Regions from separate parts of the Homo sapiens genome. Here region 1 is linked to region 2. Evidence: chromatin loops called from intact Hi-C (ENCODE). Cell type or tissue: GM12878. All regions are shown on one strand. Each heading gives the region's core, and the rest is flanking DNA. Links, peaks and the distances in the headings are about the cores only. Region 1 has its middle 130 kb from the start of RUNX2-AS1. Region 2 has its middle 180 kb from the start of CLIC5.

Region 1 (11,250 bases), core at 3,734-8,733, 120 kb before region 2:
CTACAAGCTCCTTTTTGCAGATGAGTTTATGTATTGACTTACTTTCTATTTCTTTTCATGTCAATATAATTTGCTTTCCAGTTCTGTCCACTGATACTGTATGACTCTGGATAAGTCATTTGAACTTTTTTATCCCTCAGTAGGAAAGTGAGAGAGAAACAGAACTAACACAGACATAATCGTGGGTGGCATAAATTTTATCAACAAGATGTCTGAGAGGGTTTTCTGAAACAAGCAAGGACCAGGTAGGATTTGATGAACCCATACAATTTCCCTTTTCCCCCACTCTCTTTCTTGTCCCCCACTCTAAACCCAGAATGAATTGTCTTCTTACCCTTCCCAACTGGTGAAAAAATGGAAGTCAAGCAGTATAAAGCTTAAATATTTGCTTAGAGAAAGAATTCAATTCTGATAGTAAAAGAATTGTGTCAAAACAGGTGAGGAAGAAATTAAAGTCTTTGGGAACACTCCAGGGCTTGGAAGACATAATTTTTCCAGGTGATGGTCGGAGTTCAGTGAAGGAAAGCAGAGACATATATGTCAACTGCTTCTAAAAAGTGTAGGTCAGAATCAGGCCAGAAACCCCTAATTTAAAAATGATGTCAAAGGCAGAGTCTAAGATCACTGATAAATGAGAGGTAGTATGATGTCGTGGGAGAAAACACAGCATTTGAGGCCAGACAAATCTCAGTGAAATTCTAGCTCCAGCACCTACTAGCTGTGACAACCTTTCTTAACTTAACCTTTGTAACTTAACCTCTCTGTGTCTTGGTTTACTTATTTGCAAAATAAAAAGGATAGTGATCATACCTACCATGCAAGACTGTTTCAAGTGTTCTATGAAAGTAATTTGTGTGAATCACCTGCCATACAATAGGTAGTTGTGTTAGTTAAGGTGACACTAGCTTTTCTAACAATTAAATGCCAAATTCCAGTGGCTAACATAATTAAAGTTTTTTTCTTGCCTATGTGATAGACCAAATGGAGAAAGCTGGAGCTTTCCTTCATGTGGTGACTCAGGGATACAGGCTTCCATCTTGCAATTTCCCTTTGTCCATCTAAATACAGAAAGCAGAGGGCTTTTCTCCCTGTGGTCACTCAGGGATTGTGGCTTTCATCTTGTGACTTCTGCATCCCCTGAAACCTCAAAGTCTCTGCTTCCAGGTGGCAAAGAGGAAGGAGAGAGTGTAGAAGCTTTAACTGTTTCTTAAAATTCCTGGCCTAGAGATGAGACTTATCTAGTTTCACTGACATTCCATTGATGAGTACTAGTTTCGTGGCCTCCCCCGAGTGCAAGAAGAGCTGGGAAATGTAGTCTTAGTGTAGCAGCCACCTTTTAGCAATAGCTTACACTCTGAAGGGGTGGCAAATGCATTTGGCCAACAGGTAGCTATTTTGCTATTATGTCCAATAAATGGTACTCATGCTTACACTCTTTGGTATGAAACACATAGTTAAGTGAGCAGTGATTTTGTTATATAACAAAATTAAGTATGCTGTAAAGTGTTCAAGGATAGAGAGAAAGTTCAAAACCCAGCTGATAAAGCTACAGGAGTAGACTAGTTTTTTTTTTTAATTATCGTACTTTAAGTTCCAGGGTACCTGTGCACAACTAGTTTTTAAGGTTCAGTAGTATTTTGGGTCGTGTTTTATTTGGTCATATATGAAACCAAAGAGTGTAATGATTTTATTAATCCACCACAAATATTTATTATACTGATCATATGCAGGACACTGGTCTAGGCATTAGGTGTGGGCTGGGAAGGGTGTACAAAGGGTGTGAGACCTGGCTCTTGCCTTCAAAGAATTTATATTCTGGTAGGGGAGGGAAGATACGCACATCCTCAAAGACTCGTAAAGACAGGCAGTTTGGGCAGTGCCCTGAGAAGTACAAAGTGCTATGGGATTTGAGAAAGGGTGGGATGGTTTCTGTCCAGCGTGATTCAGCTGCAGGAGAATATTCCAAGCACTCAGTGTCTATTTGCCCCTGGACACCACTCTACTTGCTCCATAACACCACCTAACTTTGTTTCTCAAATCTCCTCTCTGCTCCATGTCTGCTCTCCATGGCTGAGAGCCCTCCTTTTCTTTTTCAGTCTGGGTCCTTGGTTTGTCTTTCCTCTCTGGCAGGCCCTAGGTTTACAAACTCCATTTTCTGCAGTGAATCCCTTCTCCTGGCAACTCTCAAGAGCTTTGCTCCAGGGAGCTGCACTTCCTAGGTGTGGCCTTATGTCCCAGATGCCACTCAATCTCCTTGGCTCTTTTCTGTCTTGGGGTTGGAGGGAGGGACCACTTCATGAATAAAACTGCATTTCACTTAGGCCTTGAAGGATGCACAAAATTTTGTTAAGTAGAGATGAAGCTTTCATTTCTGTAATGCTTGACTCAACAAAAAGGCCCTTTGTTACCACGGATTGATTTTAATTGGAATCTCTTCAGTTTCCTCTATGTTTTTGGAAAGGCCACTGTATATCAGGCATCTTGCTGATTGCTGATTGTACATGGGATACAGAACTCCCATGATATAGGTAGGGTAGCTGGTATCACATCCATTTAATGGACGAGGGAGACTGAGGCTTGAAGAAGTCAGGTGACTTTCCTGGTGTTAATCAGCCAGTAAGTAGAATAGGCTGGATTTTTCTCTAGTTCTCTTTCACCCTAGTCCAGTGTTCTTTTCCATGTCACAAAATGCTATGGAAGTTCAAATGGACGAACTGAATTGTATCAAATTAAATTTCATTCAAAAAGACATAAGACCCCTCAAGAATATTTGCAATGTAATACGGCATTCTGAAAGACTATAAAACCTCCAGCAGTCAAAGAAATAAACCTTGCAATCACTATTTGCTGCATGCGTGAAGGACTGCATTAATGAACTAATGAGTGTATGGTGCCCTGATAGTTCCTCTAATCTGAGTGGGTAAGCAAGTCCGTACCCTGTCTATTCAGAAGCAGGTGCTGACCCTGACAGTCTAGTCTATAAGTGCAGAGGACAAGCAGTCCTCATCCCTTGCTTTTGTGATCCCCTCTGGTGAAAGTGTGCCTTGCTCAGGTTAGCTGAAACTGACATTTAATTTCAGTTCTACTATTACTCCTTCCCCTTCAGATTCTCAGGGCAGGGTGTCGAGGTGGAGGGGCCCTCCTTGTGAGGAAGCAGCAGCAGCAGATTTTGCTGATGGTTGAAGAGGGATTTAAAGAGAGGAAGGGACTTGAGAACAGAATGGTTTGATGAAACAAGAAATGGGTTGCCCAGAATACAAGGGACAACTTTGAAAACAACAGAGATGTGAAGCTAGTGGAAGGGATGGAGAGGTAGATGCAGGACAGGAAGTGGGTGCAAGGGTGAAAAGCATGTTTTGGGTGTTTATTGGGCAAAATGCTTAGAAGATTTAATAGCAATGCCGAGCAGTCATGGCTGGGGAAAGAATCCAGAGAAATGGCATCTGAAATGAAAATGATGAAGTTCACCACTATCCCAGGGCTCAGAACCTGTCCTACGTGCAGAAACATAACTCTTGCCTGCTTTGGAAAAATGCTGAATTTTTCTATTTGAGAACAAGCTGCACCTCTTTCGCCCCTGGAGGTAGGGACAGGGAGATGTGAAAGAATCTCTCTCAGTTCTAGCCATGAGCACTATTTTAAAATGCTGCTTTTCTTAAATGCCTCATATTTTGAAAGGTAACAAAATCTATGTTTGAAATTAGAAAAATAAATGAGCAGGAAAATGGTGCAGCAGGAAGAATCTGAAGAGGCCATTGAGAGATGGAGGTAGCTTTTCAGTTCTGAGCTCCCCAAGGGTGGGGCCTACCTCATTCACCTGGGGCCGCCGTCTCTGGCAAATGTCGGGAAAACAACGTACAAATGAATGACTGATGCATAAGGAAACTCACTTCTGGCTAGACTAGAGAAGTGGGAAATTGAAACAGGGCACCTGTTTCAGACAGGCTTTGTAGGGGTGAGGGTGTGAACCCAGAATGTCTCGAGGTCTGAGTTTCCTGGTTGTCTTTTCTGCCACCAGTGAGCAAAGTACAGGAGCAGTAGTAGACTTGGCAGAAAAGGTGGCAAGGAAGGTATTTGGGTGATGTGTGTATCTCTCAGGATTAATGTCAGGACGAAATGAGAACATCTACTCATGGAATGTGCATTTGTTGAGCTCCTTGTATGCACCAGGCAGTTAGGGACACAGCAGTGAACTAAATAGGCAACAATCCTTGCCTTTGTGGCACTGACATTGCAGAGGGGGCAGGCAGACAATGAATGAGCAGACAGGTAATAGCAGTGGTATATTAGATGGTGGTATGTGATGGAGAAAAACGTAGCAAGAAAGGGGCTGAGGGAGTACAGGATGGCTGTCAGAGAAGGCCCGTGGAGAAGATGACATTTAAAGCATATGATAGAGCCAGAACTGCATCGATCTGGGGCAGGAGCATTTCGTGCCCAGGGTACAGAAGGCACACAGGCCCTGTGGGGAAGCTGTCAGGTGTATTCTAGGAGCTTCAGGGAGGCTGCTGGTGTGGCTGGAGCCCGGTGAAATGGGCAGAGTGTGCTGAGGATGAGGTCAGAGAGGAGCAAACCCTTTGAGCCTTACAGGCCATGCCTGGAACTTGGGCTTTTACTGTAAGTGAGATGGAGCCTCTGGAGATGAACAGAGCTTGGACAGGATCTGGCTTAAGTTAAAAAGATCATGCCATGTGGACTTAGGTTGTATGAAAGTCTCTTAAGGTACTGGTGAGAACATAGCACTTAATAAATGTTAGCTGTCGCTATTATTAAGCTTATTAAAACATAGTGGGGAGAGGGGATCCCAGAGTGGTAAGTGGTTTCCTGTAATGCATGTTACACTTCAGCTCCACCAGCTTCTCACACATTGGTTCTGATAAAACTCAGAACCAATCAGATATCAGATGGTAAACATGCTTGGAGATTACAAGATCTTGGGCCTAAAACTAGATTAGCAGCGTCCTGATTTGGTGATGAATTGCCTCATGGATGGAATAAGCATCTATTGAGCATCTCCTACATGTCCGGTGCTGAAGCAGACACTGGTAATAAACATAGACATAAGTGGGATGGACAGAGTTCCTGCCCTCACAGGTATTATTTAATTCATACCTCCTCCTCTGGGCAATGTGTGAAACAGACATGAAACAAACAATTATGTAAACCATTATCCTGATCTAACAGTGATGAGTGAAATGAAAGATGGGTGCTGGGTGCTCTGGAATGCACTGCAGAAGGTCATCATGAAGGGCCTCTCTGAGGAAGGGACATTTAAGCTAAGACAAGAGAAAGGCGGAAGGTGTTGTGGTGGGAAAGAACCCTCTGGGAGATGGAACAACATATGCAAAGGCCCTGTGACAGGAAGGAGAAAGTGATTCCCATGTCTGGGGAGCAGAGGGCTTGGGCAGAAGCAGGGGAGCCCAAAGGGGTGGACAGGGCTGGTCAGGTAGGAGCTTTTGGCATGTGGGGATTTGGGCCTTTATTCTGAATGTAATGGGCAGTCTTAAAGGGTTTTCAACAAGGGAGTGACCTGACCAGACTTGCAATCACTCTGGCTGAAGGTGGGGGGCAGCCTGGGTGGGAATAAGCATGGACTTGGGACCTGTTGGGAGGCCCTTGCAGCACTGAAGGGGTCAAATTTCTACATGATGAAAACTGAGGTTCAATGAGCCTTCACGGTACTGACATTGCAGAAGGGGCAGGCAGACACCCCCATCTTCACTAAGGCTGTTAGCCCTTGATATAAAGACCACGGGCATTGGGCTTAACCTGGCCTAGGATCTCAATTCTGTCCCTTCCTGTTTTGTGGCTTGGATGTCTCTCAATTCTTCATCTCCTAAAATGAACAAAATTACACTTGCCACACTGGGTGGTTTGGGAGATATGGGAAAATATCACAGTTACCTTGGGGCTTAACAGCCCACTAGTGCTCTGAGAATCAAAAATTGGACCATTTCAAGGGATCTGAGTAAAAGGTGCTCAACGAATGTGAGATATAACCATTGCAAGATAAGTTTCTGCTGTCTATATAAACCTTGTTTCCAAGATTAATCAACGCTTATTTAAAAAGGAACAAATGGGCGGGCGCAGTGGCCCATGCCTATAATGCCAGCACTTTGGGAGGCCGAGGCGGATGGATCACCTGAGGTCAGGAGTTTCAGACTAGCCTGGCCAACATGGTGAAACCCATCTCTACTAGTAATACAAAAAAATTAGCTGGGCATGGTGGCGCAAGCCTGTAATCTCAGCTACTCAGGAGGCTGAGACAGGAGAATCGCTTGAACCCGGGAGGCGGAGGTTGCAGTGAGCCGAGATCGTGCCATTGCACTCCAGCCTGGGCGACAAGAGCGAAACTCCGTTTCAAAAAAAAAAAAAGGAACAAATATTATTAGCATGTTGAATAGGGAAATGATTCCTAAGAATAAGACTGGGCCCTGTATTTCAGCTGGTGTGGACTGTATGCTTATGTATTTGCGTCTATGTACTTATCATTCATTTGACAAATAATAATTCATTATCTCATGCTGCTGACGTGGTACTAGGTGTTATCTACGGGTGACACAGAGTTGGCCCTCATGTCTATTTCTTCCACAGAAGACTACAGAACTTCTGACTCAATTCCTTAGTTAGAAACCGGAGGGCGAAACTCTGGTTTTTCAGTTTCAATGGGTGTTTTAATTGTTCCTTTAAAGTGTCACATTTCATCACGTGTATCATCATCTCTTAAATTACATTATCTTGAAAGTTGCTACTCAAACTTATGCTATTCAAATTTCAAAAAAAATTTTTAAATGATGAACCTCAAGTAATTTATCCCGTGAAGTTCCAGAGGATGAAAATGTGGCTCAGAGATGATTAAAAATCAGACAGTAAAATATACACATGGATACCTCAGAATTTGTGATGTACTCCCAGGTCCACTGAGACCTGTGCACAGCATGAATCACTGGCTTCTGGTATTGAACCTAAGACATGAAGTGGGGGCAATGTGTGTCCCACTGTCCCCCATTATAACATGCCCCTCGGGCCAAATGTTCTATCCTGATGTCCCCTCACCCCTGGAAAACATGCAGTTGTCAGAAACATGATCACATAGTGAATTTGCCAGGCAAATTGTGAAATATGAGTCATGGTTCTATTTGTTCTGCAATTGTGAAAATTGCAAACTTTTTATCAAGATAAAAACTGAAACTTTGAGTGTCACCTCATGGGGGGAGCCCTGACACTCTCACGTCAGACTGTTCTCCTCACCCACCCCCACGGCTCTGGTCACGCTATGCCTCTGCCAGGGACCAACCTGCTGTTTAGTGTTCAGCACCCAGAGAGTGGCTTGCCCGGAGGCCCTTTCAAATACTGGTCACAAGCACTGCTGTTAGCCTGACCTCCAGCTTGCCTGTCAAGTAGAGGCTTGGTTGTCCTGGAGGCACTGCCTCTCTCAGCCCCCTCCCCTCCTACTGTCCAGACTCGAGTCCAGCACTCCCTCTACCCGTGTGCTCTCCATATCCCTGCCCTGTAGCCAGGGACTCCCAGTCACCACTTACCTAAGTTTCATTCTCTAAAGACCCTGGTAATTGGAAATAGATTCCTACTAATGCACTAATTTGTTACTCCTCAAGAAGTAAATGTGATCTTAAAGTGATCTTAGGTAGATAAAGTCTTAATCCACTGGTTTCCTGAAGTCCTCATCTTCCTTGGATGTACCTGAGGGTCACTATAGAAAGCTTGGAACCCTCCGCCCTCTATCAGAGCTCCAGCCAGAGCTGTTCTGATTTTATACGCCTCCTTAAAAACACTCTATACTGGGGTCACACAGTGTGATCTATGAAAGGGTGGGCTCTGGAGCCAGACCAGGCAGGATGGAAACCCAGCTCTAGCACCTACAGCTGTGTGATGTTGGGCATATCATTTAACTTCTCTGTGCCTTAATTTTGCCATCTGTAAAGTATGAACAGTAACAGCACACTGTATCTACCTTGTAGAATTGTTGGACTAAATGAGTTAAAACATCTGGCATACAGTAAATACTACTTAAGAATGCGCTAGTATCGTCTACATAGGGGCCCTCAGAGATTTTGTTTGAAAGAGGGTTTCCACTGCTTTACAAAAAGGTAAAACAAACAAAGCTCCAAACTCCCACTCCCTTCACTCAAAATATGAATAACTTACTGGAATGCCACCACCAAGGGTAAGTTTCTTGGCGCCCCTCGGATCTTACCTAAATGTGGGGCTGAGCCGGCTTCAGGTCTGCCCATGAACTGGATCAATCAACTCAAACCAGCATTGTTGTAGCTGCTGACTTAGGGAACGGAGTTAAGTGCAATATCTGAGGCACTTTATTCATTTTATTGTTCTCTAGGTTTTTAAAAGTTGTTATTATTAAGCTAATAATGTTAGGCTCTATACCTCATGAGTGCCCAGCAAGAGGCCATTGGCTCACGGTGTCAGAGGAACCATGTGAAGAAATATTTCCCAATTTTTGAAGTGAGAGGTCAGATATTAGTATCAAAGATCAGATGTTAGTATCAAATAACACTGTGGCATCTGCTTGATTAGAAATGAATGAATAAACTAGCCCACTTTTCAATTATTGGTGACAACTTTTTTATTTTTATTTTTATTTTTAGAGACAGAGTCTCATTGTGTCACCTAGGCTGGAGTGCAGTGGTGCGATCTCGGCTCACTGCAACCTCTGCCTACCGGGTTCTAGCAGTTTTCCTGCCTCGGCTTCCTAAGTAGCTGGGACTACGGGCACATGCTGCCACACCCGGCTAATTTTTTGTATTTTGATAGAGACGGGGTTTTGCCGTGTTGCCCAGGCTGGTCTCAACTCCTGAGCTCAGACAATCCACCCACCTCAGCCTCACGAAATCCCAGGATTACAGGCGTGAGCCACTGCACCCAGCCTGGTGACAACTTATTATTGGACAACATCTTGACCACTTGGGGCAGGTGTCATAGTTAATTTCTAACCAATCTTGAGGTCCTCAAACGTGGAAATGATGCTCTTCCTTTCTTTTTAAGACTTTTTTTTTATTTTCATGGACTCAAGGAAGGTACTTATTACATGACAATGTAATTCTCATTAGCAGGGGCAGCAGCGACGCTGAGTTGCGCAGCAAACACCGACTTGAGCGTGGCTGAGGATCAAGGAGGAGAACTGAAGCATGCACCAGTTGCCACCACCAGGGCAGTGTCCCACCGAACACAGGGCTATCAGCACCATGCCCCACTTGTACCCCAAGCTCCACTATGATGCTGTAAATATTCCATTGCTTGAAATGAAGGGTCATCATGGTGAGGATGAAGACAGACGCAGTCTCTTTGTGTCTGAATTTGAGTAATGGGTAGGGGGTGGGTGCTTCCACAGGGTTTTATTGCCCTTGGATCTCAGAAATATTTATTTTCAGTTGATTAATACTCTGCCATTTATACTGACCACATGGCTTCAGTTTTAGAACTCCAAAAACACAAGGGCTGTTGGGTAGAACAGGAAACAAATTTTAGGAAGTATGTATCACAGTCCCCCATGACATTTTCTTGTGGGTTAGTCTTAAGTCATACAGGCATCAGAATTATAATCCTGAGGAAATTTCTTGTAGAAAGAGAGGATTTTCTTGTATGTCTGTACCTCTACACTCAGAAGAATGTTGTGGTATTATTTTATTAGCAATGTAATGATAGCAGTTAACATCTGGCGAGTGCTGACTATATGCCAGGCATGGTGCTGAGTGCTTGCTTTTTTTTCTGAGATGGAGTCTCGTTCTGTCACCCAGGCTGGAGTGCAGTGGCGCGATCTCGGCTCACTGCAACCTCCGCCTCCCAGGTTCAAGTGATTCTTCCACCTCAGCCTCCCGAGTAGCTGGGATCACAGGCACCCGCCATCATGCCCGGCTAATTTTTGTATTTTTAGTAAAGACGGGGTTTCATAATGTTAGCCAGGCTGGTCTTGAACTCCTGACCTCAGGTAATCTGCCCACCTTGGCCACCCAAAGTGCTGGGATTATAGGGGTGAGCCACCTCACCTGGTCCCTGAGTGCTTTTACATAGATTATCTTATTTATTCCTTGCAATAAGTCTGTAAAAGTAGGTGCCATTACATTTTAGAGATGAGAAAACGGAGGTTCAGTGGTTCTAGGTGACTTGTCTGAGGTTATCTGAGTAGAAGGTGACAGGGTTGGGATTTGAACCAATGTCTGGCCCCAAAGCCTGGATGCGTCCCTTTATACACACAGGCTCTTCTAATGAAAATGGGGCATTTATTTCTGTATATACTGTGGCTACGTTCTCCAAACAGTTCGGAGCTTTAGAAAATATTTTGAGAATTCTCACTCAGATAGACTTTCCGGCAAATACAACTTATTTTGCTTGAGAATTTCCCTGTTTCTTGCACCTTTGTCTATTCAGCTTGGAGAACCAACCTTGGGGAACAAAATCTCCCTCCACCTATCACAGACATTTTCTTTGAGACAGCAGCTGAGCCACCATCCACAGCTTCACCTATCAAGACAGGTGTCTCTGTTTTCCATGAAAGGTGTGACTGCCGGAGATCTCTGTCTTCAGCATTCTCCACCCTTCCCTCCCAGTGCTGCAGAAAGCCTGGCATAGGGTCAGGCTGGTGAGGCTGGATCCAGGCCTACCTTCTTGAACTTTAAGCCGTAAGTGGGACATTTACAAGGGAAAGATCCCTTCTGTGGAATCTCACTGTGAAGTTTCAAGGGCTGCTGCCCCACGCCCACTATGGGCGCTCATAGCCAGGGCTTCTCTGCGTGTCTTACTCTCATCTCTACATCTTTCACTCTCACCGTTATCTCTGAAGAACCAAAGGGAGAAATCACAGGAGTTGGAAATTCCGATGAACCTTTTGCTCTTAGTTGTTGTGCTGAGGCTGGGTGAGTCTCATTTTTAGAAGAAGATGGTGAGAGATTAGTGACCGTGGCTGCTAATCAGCCTTCATCTGAGGAGGAGGACTGCAGAGCCCCATTTTGTCAAAATGAGAGGGAAAATAAGGCAATGAGGCATGTGAAAGGGAAATGTGTTTTTATTTCCTTAAAACCATGCTTTACTGAAAGAGGCACACTGCTTGGGTCTCAGGCGCCCGAGGTGGACTCTGAAAGCTGGCTCTGAGAAGGGAGCGGGAGGGCAGAGAAGGGGAAAACCCATCTGGGACTTTAGCGAATTTTGAGCTATTCAAAAGTTGTTGATCTTGCCAGATTCCAACTTCTGACAGCTGCTAAATATGGCACCTGAGAA
Region 2 (11,250 bases), core at 2,882-7,881:
TTCTTCCACTTATGACATTTCTGTGTCCTCCCAATGTACTTCCCCCTGTCATGCTTATTCATGCCCCAGTGCCATTGCCTATCCTGTTCGCCTGGCCAGGAATGCTCTTTGAATAATTCTTTTATCCTGCAAGACCCAACCCCAGTCCCACTCCTCCATAAAACCTTTCCCTACTTCTCCAGCCCACACTGATTTCTGTCTCTGACCTTTCATTACATTTCCCAGCTTTGAGTGAATAATTGTTCTGTGTATTTTCTCTCTGTTGTCAAGGTGGTATTTGCAGATACACATACTAAGCGCTATATAAAAACTTATTGACTGAATGAATGTTGATGTGAGACTAGAAGCAAGAGAATATTCTTGGATAACAGATGGGAGATGGTGTTTCCTAAAACTCTTCAAGGACAAGGAAATTATCATATATAGGTCCTTATTCTCACTACTTGTAGAACTTTGAGAACTTATCTAACTTCTTTAAGTCTTCATTTATTTGTGTATAAAACAGAGGGAATGACAACCACTTTATCCAATTTTTGGAAGACTCAGAAATAATCTAGGAAAAGTATCTAGTTGAGTGCCTGGCATACAGTAGGTGCTCAATAAACATTCATTGTCATTACTATTATTGTTGTTGCTGACATCATTGTTATTTTCCACAGTGCCTAGTATAGTGCTGAATATGTGATATCGACTGACTCTTTAATCCTGGATGATGAGGTTGTACAGGGCCCTGCAGTGTCCTTCATTGCTCTGAATATTTCTGCATGATCAGTTCACAGTCCAGGAAATCTGTTGAGGGAAACAAGTTGGAGGAGAATCACAAAGATCCAGTAGAAGTGCCATATCCAAGCCCCACAGCCTGAGCCAGGTAGAAATGAAAACTTTCTCACTGAATTCCCTAGACTGGCATGACCCCAGACCTTAGCTCAGACTACGTGAGGACTGTGATAAACTGGACTCTGAATAGTGGCTTTCATGAAGCAGCTCAGATAAAAATCTTACTATTCAATTTTTAAATTTACAACTTAGAAATTCTAGATTGGTTGACATTGGCTCAATACTTTAAACCAGCTGATGGAAAGAAAGATCTGTTATTGATTTACTGGCCTTCTTCTCCCCCACCCCTTTCCTCTGAGCACTGACTAAAACCTCTCCATAACAAGTACTGGGGGCCTCACAGTCTTCACAGCACTGACGGTGGGAGGAGGAGTGCAGGAAGGGAGGCATTTGCATCTCATTGCTGGCTTCAAGGTTGTGTCCCTTCTTCAAACATTTGCTGTTTGGGGATCCACCATTCTTCTCCATCCTGGGACAAGACCTAATCCAGCAGTAGGACCCCAAAACACGAATCAGGCCGGGCATGGTGGTCATGCCTGTAATCCCAGCACTTTGGGAGGCTGAGGTGGGTGGATCACTTGAGGTCAGGAGTTCGAGGCCAGCCTGGCCAACATGGTGAAACCCCGTCTCTACTAAAAATACCAAAAATTAGCTGGGCATGGTGGCAAATGCCTGTAGTCCCAGCTTCTCGGGCGGCTGAGGCAGGAGAATGGCTTGAACCTGGGAGGCGGAGGTTGCAGTGGGCCAAGATCACGTCACTGCTCTCTAGCCTGGGTGACAGAGCGAGACTCTGTCTCAAGCAACAACAACAACAACAACAAAAATAACAACAAAACGCGAATCAGCTAACCTGGATTCTGTTTGGGCTGGGCTCTCCCAACAGCTCCTCTTCTACCTCCGCAAGTTACGCATACCTTAGTGGAACCCTTCACCAGACAACCTTGGCAATGCCACCCACAGAAGGAAGGGTCTAGGGACTGGACTATTCCTATCAAGTAGTTAAGGTTATGGGGAGAAGGAGAGGCTGGTATAGTCTTTAATCCAAGGAGCCTCACACTTTGTCTGCTCTAAGGGGCTAAGACTAATAGAAGGCACAACAGAAAAATGACAATCATTAAATGAATAATAATTGAGTGCCACACACCACGCTTCGTACTTGGCCTGTGTTATTTATTTTTCATAACAGTCCTGGATATTGGAACTCACTATCCTGAACAAATTAGGCTGAGAGAGCCAGAGCAGCTTACCCAATATCATGTGGCTGGTAAGTGGCACAGATGAGCAGAGCTTTCTCCTATGCTTCATGAGCTCTCGTAGGAATGTACTTCTTGGGCTTCCTCGCCTCACTCGGGATTTACAGATCACAGGACAAATTGTGCTCAGAAGGACCTGGTAGAAGAACACTGCCCTGTGACGTAGAGGCCTGGGCTCTAATCCTGCTTCTGCTGGTATGAACTCTTTCACTTTGTACAAGTCAAACAAATATTGTGGGTCTCATCCGTAAATTGAGGGAGTGGAATGTAAACATCTCTGGAAGGTTTGTTCCAGCTCTGTGATTCTACGAACTAATATCTAAATACATTTACAGGAATAACAAAAACTTCTCCCCCATCCTAAACTCAGTTATCCAGCAGCCCTATTCATACGGAATATTGGGAAGAACTAGATTATAAGCAAAACTGCTGTCACAAAATCCACAAACATGAAGTCATGCCCTTTTGTAGAATTAGGCCCTTTCTCTAAGCCTGTTTATTCATACTTTTCAAATTACTCTAAGAAGTTTCTTCCACTCGGCCAGGCACGGTGGCTCACTCCTGTAATCCCAGCACTTTGGGAGGCCAAGGCGGGCGGATCACGAGGTCAGGAGATCAAGACCATCCTGGCTAACAAGGTGAAACCCCGTCTCTACTAAAAATACAAAAAATTAGCCAGCCGTGGTGGCGGGCAACTGTAGTCCCAGCTACTTGGGAGGCTGAGGCAGGAGACTGGAGTGAACCCGGGAGGCGGAGCTTGCAGTGAGCCGAGATAGCGCCACTGCACTCCAGCCTGGGCGACAGAGCGAGACTCCGTCTCAAAAAAAAAAAAGTTTCTTACACTCAAAATGTATATGACAAATTAGAAAAGGCATGAGGAGAAGCTGACATAAACAGGAACAAACAGAAAAATGAAGGAGGAGGAATCATTTTAAAAATACCTAAGGAAGAAAACAGGTGCAGGGCCAGTAAGTATAAGGAAAAAACCTCCAATCATTTCAATAGACCCTTAGGGAATCTTTGCATCATTAAAAACAAGACAAGCATATGATGATGTTCACATGGATACATTTGAATCACCAAGGAAAGATTAATCAATGTGGGTAAACTCTGTTTAGGAAGGAAGGAAGTTGTATATTCCGTTTTAGAATGTTTTCCATTTATTATAGTTAATATTTTTCCTTTTCAAGTTTTGATACCTTACTGGGTAGACTCTGAACTCTAGAAAACCCTGAAGTTTTGGTTAACTATTGCTGCATAACAAAGCACTCCAAAATATTGTGGCTTATAACAACAAATATTTTACTGTCTCATGATGCTATGGGTTAAATGGGCTCAGCTGGGAGATTCTTCTGCCCCACAGAATGTTGGATGAGGCTAAAGTCATCTGGGGGCTTAATTGAACTGGAACATCTTGAAAGCGTTTCCTCACATGGCTGGTGGTTGATGGTGACTGTTGTCTGGGAGCCCTCCTGGGGCTGCACCCAGAGTACCTGCACATGGCCTCTCCATGGATAGCAGCTGGGTTCTGAGAAGAGCAGTCCCAAGAGTGAGAATTCCAAGCGGAAAAGAGAGGAAATTGCCAGTCCCCTAAAAGGCTGGGCCTGGATTTGGCACAGCAATACTCTGGCCATATTTGATAAGCAGCTGCAGGACAAACCAGGTGAAGGGAGGGGAAATAAATTTGAGCTCTCAGTGGGGAAAGTGACAACGAACTTGTGGCTGTATTTAATCTACCACACCTGGTCTCCAGAACAACTTTTTTCTGAGGAGCTTGGAGGACTGAGTTTTTACTGTGCTTCATTTTCATGTTGTACTTTTGTGTTTTTCAAAACACTTTGGGAAATATGTTATTTGATTCTCTTTTTTTAAACACAGAAGCTGGAGAGATTCTTTTAAAACCCCAGGCAGGTTATGTCACTCCTCTGCTCAACACTCTCCAGTGGCTCCTGTCTCAGAGAAGCCCAAAGCCTTGCAAGGCCTACCCTATTCAATTCCACGTCCTTCTGAATCCAGTCTGCATCCCTCCCAGTTGCTCTGCTTCAGCCACTCTGGCCTCAGGGCCTTTGCACTGGCTACTCCACTACCTGGATTACTCTTTCCCCAGTGATCTCTCAGCTCACCTTCTTACCTCCTTTGAGCCTATATCTCAATGGCACCCTCTTAGAGACACCCCTTTTTTTTCCTCAGCACTCCTCCTAACCCTTCTAGGCTTTGCTTTTTGCCAAAGCCCTTAGAAATCCCATATGTTTTGTTTATTCATTTATTTATCTGCTTCTCCCAGTGGAACTCCAGGGAGAGGGAGACTTTCGCTGTTTTGTTTACTACTGCACCCCCGGGGACTAAAACAGTGCCTGGTCCTTAGTGATGATTCATATGTGTTTGAATGAGATATTGAATAAAAGAATGAGTTCTCATTATATATTAGTATTTATGAGTCATGGTAAGTGCTGTGTTCTTGGCTTTACGGATGAAGAAACAGAGTCCCAGAAGATTTTGTGACTTGTCTGAGGTCACGCAGCTTGTGGTAGAGCCAGCTTTAGAACCCAGGGGCTATGACCTGCAGCCTCAGGTCTTTTGGGCAACCACTTCCTGCATTTCCATGCAGCTATTTCCAGGCAGGCACATACCCGGCTCTGACACGGACTCTGGACAGGCTCAATATGCAGATACACAGTCTTTCCCCGAAGTGAGAAGAGGGTACCACACTGCTGCTGTCATTTCCTGGACAGAGAAATGTGCATCTTGCCCGCTGGGTTCAGAGCAATAGTAATTACGAGAGTCTGGAGGGAAGTGAGAAAAGGTATCAGGGGCATTTAACAACCTTCACTGACCTGCAAATTATTATTTACAGTAACACAGAGCATTTCCTCTTCAGAGGCAAAGATGTAGAACATATCATATATGTGTCTTTCTTTTTTTCTTTCTTACTTTTTTTTTTTTTTTTTTTTAAAGAAGACTGACTTCTCACAGTGCTCTCCGGAAGCAGACAGAGAAGAGAAAGGGTTATTGGGCAGGTCAGAACGGACTTACCCTTAGGAGATGAAAGGAATGAATCTTCACTGTACTTTCTTAAATTCCTCCAGGAACTCTATGAAGATGATATTGGAAAACCTGAGAATCTCACTGTAAACTTTTGAGAGGCTGGGTCGGGTTTTATTTAACATGCATCTCCTGTTGATTCGGCACACTGCTTTGCAACAGCAGGTCTGGAGAAGTGTGTTCAGATTGACTGCCTGGGCTGGGAGGGGCTTTGGTTCTCATCTCTTCCAATCTCGTCCCCAGGATGTAGACCATCTGCTCATTCCTAGACTGCAGCTGCCAAACCAAAAACACGTCCACTGACTGGTAGCTCATTACCTATCACAGCAGCCCTTCTTTTTATACTGCTTATGTTGAACTACTGTCTTCTTCCTACAAGCTCCACCCTTCAGGTCTAGTTCTTTCTTCTGGATTGACAGAGGATAAATCTACTATGTTAGTAACAGATAAGCTTTCTTACATGAAATAGAGCAAGTTCTCCTTATCTCACTGGCTCTAAAAAGCAGAACTTGGCACCTAGCAGTCTGTGAAAGCAGGAGTTCCCTGAGAGTCCTCCCACAGTGTGTGTGTGTGTGTGTGTGTGTGTGTGTGTGTGTGTGTTTCTGCGTGGGGAGTGTGTTTCTAATGTGGTGGTGCAGAGTTTGACATTGGAGTCAAGCTTCTTGGGCTCATTTCCAGGCTCTATCACACAGCCCTGTGACTTGGATATGACACTTAGCCTCTCTGTGTCTCAGTTTCTTAAGCTGTAAAATGGGAAGAATAATAGTGACAACCTGATGGGATTGTTGTGATAATTAAATGTGCAAATGCCGTGAAGCATTAGTAGAGTGCCAACCTAGCATATACTGTGTGCCAATGATGCAGTGTCTTTGGGAGGATGTTCTGCTTCTCATGGGTTATAACAAGCAGAAGAAAGCCGTGGATCTGGGGGAATTGTCCCTTGTCCCTGGTGCCTTCTCCTTCAGTGCTTCTCTGTTTTCCTCCCTCTTTCTCCTCCCCTATCTGTTCCCAGGCCGTTCTCCAGTGGTCTAGTCCCAGTATACTGTTCTCTAAGCTGTACAGCTGCTTTTTCTATGCCTGGGGACACTTAGACTTTTTCACAGGGAACCAGGGAGATCCACAATTCTTCCAGGTGCAAAGGAGTGACTCTAAGGGTGACCTCTCAGTGTGGTGAGTGGGAAACAGGTATTCAGGGAACTGAAAGTAAAACCCTTCCCAGTACCCCTCACCCCACAACCACAAACACTCACCTACTTGGACCATTGATTGTGTGTGTCCATGAAGTCACATCTTCCTGCCACATGTTTTAAACTTGACATTTTCTACCTCGCTAAGTTGTGACAAATCCTTTGATATGGCCGAGAATGAATTGCTTTAAATTTAGTCGGAATTCGTGATACATCACATGAAATGAGAAGAAAGACAACCTGATCAACAAATGATATTAATGTTCCAAATTTTGGATGGGTTTAAAACTAAACATAAAGAGAGGAAACTGACAGTTTTTGTTTGTTTGTTTTTTGTTTTGTTTTTTTGAGACAGGGTCTCGCTCTGTTTCCCAGTCTGGAGTGCAGTAGCAAGATCTCTGATTACTGCAGCCTTGATCACCCAGACTCAAACCATCCACCCACTTCAGCCTCCCAAGTAGCTGGGACTACAGGCCTGTGCCACTATGCCCAGCTAATTTTTCTACTTTTAGTAGAGATGGGATTTCTCCAGGTTGTCTAGGCTGGTCTCGAATTCCTGGGCTCAAGCCACCTTGGCTTCTCAACATGCTGGAATTATAGGCATGAGCCACTACGCCTGGCTGAAACTGACATTTTTGAGGGCCTGTTTTGTACCAGGCCCTGTGCTATGTGATTAGCGTAACCCAGGGAGGGGTAGTAGTTGTATTCTCCCTATTTTCAAAGATGAACAGTGAGCTGCTCAAGGTTCACAGCAGTCACTTGAGCATTCCAACCCTAGTCAGTCTGCATCCAAAAGCAGAAGGTTTTGGGTTGTGCAGGCGGAATTTGAAGCCAATGATCAGGAGACTTGGTTTCTAATCACACAACAGGGCTGGGCTACTATTTCTTTCTTTCTTTTCTCTCTCTTTTGAGATGGAGTTTCACTCTTGTTGCCCAGGCTGGAGTGCAATGGCATGATCTCGGCTCATCGCAACCTCCGTCTCCTGGGTTCAAGTGATTCTCCTGCCTCAGCCTCCTAAGTAGCTGGTATTGCAGGCATGTGCCACCACACCCAGCTAATTTTGTATTTTTAGTAGAGACGGGGTTTCTCCATGTTGGTCAGGTTGGTCTTGAATTCCCAACCTCAGGTGATCCGCCCACCTCGGCCTCCCAAAGTGCTGGGATTATAGGCATGAGCCACCGCGCCCGGCCTACTATTTCTTCACATATAAAATGAGAATGGGAATGATAATATCCACCTCACATTCCTCCTGGGGTAGGTGAAGTTGCTTTTTAATCATTTACCTTAATTTATTTATAACAGTAATGCATACACATGAACAAAATGTGGCAAGGGCTGTTGGAGAGTATGTCTCTCTGCCCCAGCTCTGAGCTCATGCCCTGGATGTACACTCCTTGACCATGTCTTTTTACTTCTGGTAATTCCCACCACAACCTTAGATAATTCCTTTATAATCTATTTCTTGAAATTGTCCTATTTAAACTGTATCCACTCCCCCTACTATGACAGGGATTTTTAGCAACTTTACACTGTCTCATGTCTTCCATGGATTTTTGTACACACTGCTATTATCCTCATTCATTCTTGTGGCTACTTTTATAGGTATTAAACAACCTACTTAAATCTTCACTTTGGGATTTGTTAACTGTTAGGAGGAATCTATTGGCTTGTGATGGGAATGGAGGTGCTGCTAGGGCTGAGAACATCTGTTTGGTTCCTCCATACCTCACTGGGCCTGGAACCGTCCTGACACAGGCAGGCGCTGGAATATCCGACAACAGCACACCCGCACTCCCCGGCCCTCACCACCTTCCCACCTCCCTTTTCTGAGCTGTAACATTTCCTTCTGCCTTTACTTCTGGTGTATACAATTTATATTCTAGGTCCCCCAAGTTTTGTCTGTAGGCTAATTTGGAAAACAGAAAAGCAATACATGAATGTGAAGTATTCTGTTTATGAAAATTTTATATGCTGCCAAACCAAGTAGTATGACCAAATCCATATCATTGAACAGGGAACAGTGAGGGGAAGAATGTTCCCAAAGCCAAGACAAAATGGATACTCTTTTTTTTTCACACAGACCAATGCCATGGCCGCCGGTTGCTCTCTGAGGAGGAGGGCGGGCAGTTATGAAACTTGGAAAGGCCTTTCATTAATCTCCCCACAGTCCATCCCTGCTTGTGGCCCCAAGGCTCTGATCTGGGAGCCTCTGCAGGGCTTTGCTGGGAAGGGCGGCTCTACCTCCAGGCCAGTTCTCCCCCTGCCTGTGGTTCTGGGATGTAGATTTTTCCACTCAGCTTTATCTATCGATATGATCCCATCTTCTTTTGGTCCAGGTATTTGTGAAATTTTCTGGATTGCGGCTGGATCCTTTCATGTTGGTTATGAATTTATTCTTTTGCATTTATTTATTGTTATTTCATTGGAATTGGGGAGGAAGGAGAGGTAAAAGTAGGCCTAAACTACCATGTTGAACTTCAGGATTTATTTCAAAAATTTGAAAATTCGTAACTATTCCTTCAGTGAGTGAATATATGACCTCATGGTTTAGGTAAGGGTTGATCATTGTGGTGAGTTTTTGACAGGGCCAGAGAACCTGCCCTTGCATCCTTTCCTCTCCCCACCCCAAACAAACAACGCCATTTCATGTCCTTATAAATAAATGAATATTCCCATCTGGACTGACTAATTTGAAAAGTCCGTGTGTCAATGAGATGAGAACAGAGAACAAAGTACAGGAACGAAGTGCAGGGACAAGGGAAGAATGAAAGAGGCATTTCATAAATTTTAAAAATATCCTTTATTGTTATATCTACGGACTTGTTTTGCAGCCAAAAGAATCAAGACACCTTCAAGATAATGTGATATAGCTGAAAGTGTTGGGTTGGCAATAAACAGAAAGACATTTGAGAACTAGTTTTGTTTCTTCTATCTTCTGCAAATTGGGTACAATGATAATACGTGCCTTGGAGGTGGTAATGTCGACTGAGCAAGGGAGTATGTGGAGAGCACCCAGCACATTGTAGGTTCTCAGCAATGTTAATTCCCTTTCCTTAGAGAAGAGGAGATGGACCAGCACAGAAGAAGCAAGATGAAAGCTCTTTATACCTGCTCTACTTAGTTTACCACAATCAGTTTCATATCTTTATTATTTCTGTCTGTCTTTGTTTTTTTCTTTTTTTTAATCTCCCTGCCTCTTCTCTCCTCTTCTCTACCCCAATCCACAAAGCTAGTAAAATCTTTAAGCATACATTTAAAGAAAATTGCATGGTATCAGCTGCAGGAATGTGTTACCATTTTATGGTGGCCATCCTCGACTCCACCCCAAGGACCCCAGATGGAGAATCCCAGCTGGGCCTGAGAGCCTTGCGGTGGTGTTTCCCGGATGCTCTTTCTGCCCTCTCAGCCACTTTCCTTTAAATTAAATAGCTCTACAGTGATGGGACAACTGAGGCCCCTGGTCTGAGATAAACCCCACCTTTTCTGTGGCAGGGGCCCCGGCAGCGTCCTACCAAGCTCCCTATCACTGTGTCAGATCCTGAGCTAAGCACATTATCAAACAACCTGGGACTGACAGAGGAAGATTTGAAAAGTGCTTTATTCTTTCCACAGCACCACCTTCAGACACTTAGTCAAATTGTTCTTTCCTGCCTTGAGGTCAACCACCGTTCAGAGACTCACATGACCTCTGGGAAGCCAGGCATGTCCTTGCCCAACTAGACTCCCAGAGGCCTGTCCTGTGCCCACCAGATTCTTGTCTCTAGATATTTTTCCAGGGGTGAGAGAGATGCAATGTGAGGTCCCCTGACTTCCTGAGGTTAAGCCCTCTTGCCCCCACTGAGGGATTTGAGGTACATCTGTCCAGGTTTGAATCCTAGTTTGAGCAGTGGACAAACCTCTGTACTTTAGTTCCCCCAGCTACAAAGTATTAATAGAATTTCACATGAGAACTTACTTCATAGGGTTGGAATGAGAGTGAAACAAGTGAATACATGAAAGGCCTTTAGAGCAGTGGATTCTTAACTTTGGTGCTCACAGAATCACCTGGAGGGCTGGTGAAAACACAGATTGCAGGGCCCTGCCCCAGAGAACGCCCTTTAGTTGGTGTTTCTAACAGGTCTGCAGGTGATGTTGATGCTGCCCAACTGAAAACCCCTGTCTTAGAGCAATGCCTGGCACAAGATCAGTGCTATATGATTGACTTGTTATTATTTACTTGAGAGAAGAAAAAAGAATGCTACAATATGTTTAGAATACATGCATGATTACATAGTACGTTTAGAAGATTCTGGGTAGCAACTGAACTAGCCGTGCCCCCACTGTGTTAGAAGGGCTTTAAAGGGTTAGAAGACAGTGGGGGCTGGAGACAAGCAGGGCAGCCTGCAGGTTTTGCAGTATCCAGGAGATCCCCTGGCCCTCCCTCTGTGGCTGAATTTATGGGCAAAACAAACAGGAGCTTGGAAGGCAGATAAGACTTGCCTTGCCCCTCTCTCCAAGTATTTTAGACTCAGCATGGCTCTAGGTGTTACAGGAAATAATGACACCCAAGATTGGGCCCAGCCTTGAACGACCTAGTTAACGATTTAGTTAAGGAGCTAAATCCATCCCACACCAAACAATAAGGAAATATGGGAGGTGCTTCAGGTCTGACATGATGCTAGCTACACACACAGTAGGAGATGTCCCTGGGTCTTAGTGTTTGGCAGTGTGTGTCACACTGACCAGCATCTAAAGGTTGCTCCGCCGTTATCAGTACAGCACAGGAGATGGTCCTCTGGCCCTCTGCACCTGAATTTTGTGTCTGGAATGAGCAGGGCAGCCTGCCTCCAGGGCCCATGTGAGGACAGGAAGCACTGTAGGATACCACAAAGTTAGGGACCCGTCTGTTGTGTGCACAGCCACACCCCTGGTAGGCATCCAGACAGTGTGT

The links. Peaks named below come from ENCODE experiments on the same cell type or tissue, not always from the same donor. Only the 100,000 strongest peaks of a DNase experiment are listed, where the experiment ranks them.
Region 1: a loop joins it to region 2, with 6 times the contacts of the local background. A loop is called at or near these places in 2 of 110 quality-filtered maps.

What each region holds. Positions count from the first base shown.
Region 1 is chr6:45,703,416-45,714,665 of GRCh38, forward strand. No RefSeq gene overlaps it. Among named protein-coding and RNA genes, the nearest start is that of RUNX2-AS1, 130 kb to the left of the region's middle. RefSeq lists a silencer at 3,099-3,148. In GM12878, for the core only: no CTCF peak of the experiment used is centred there; DNase peaks (open chromatin) are centred at 6,626 and 7,206; H3K4me3 peaks cover 390 bases; H3K27ac peaks cover 873 bases.
Region 2 is chr6:45,825,924-45,837,173 of GRCh38, forward strand. No RefSeq gene overlaps it. Among named protein-coding and RNA genes, the nearest start is that of CLIC5, 180 kb to the right of the region's middle. In GM12878, for the core only: no CTCF peak of the experiment used is centred there; a DNase peak (open chromatin) is centred at 4,808; H3K4me3 peaks cover 322 bases; H3K27ac peaks cover 377 bases.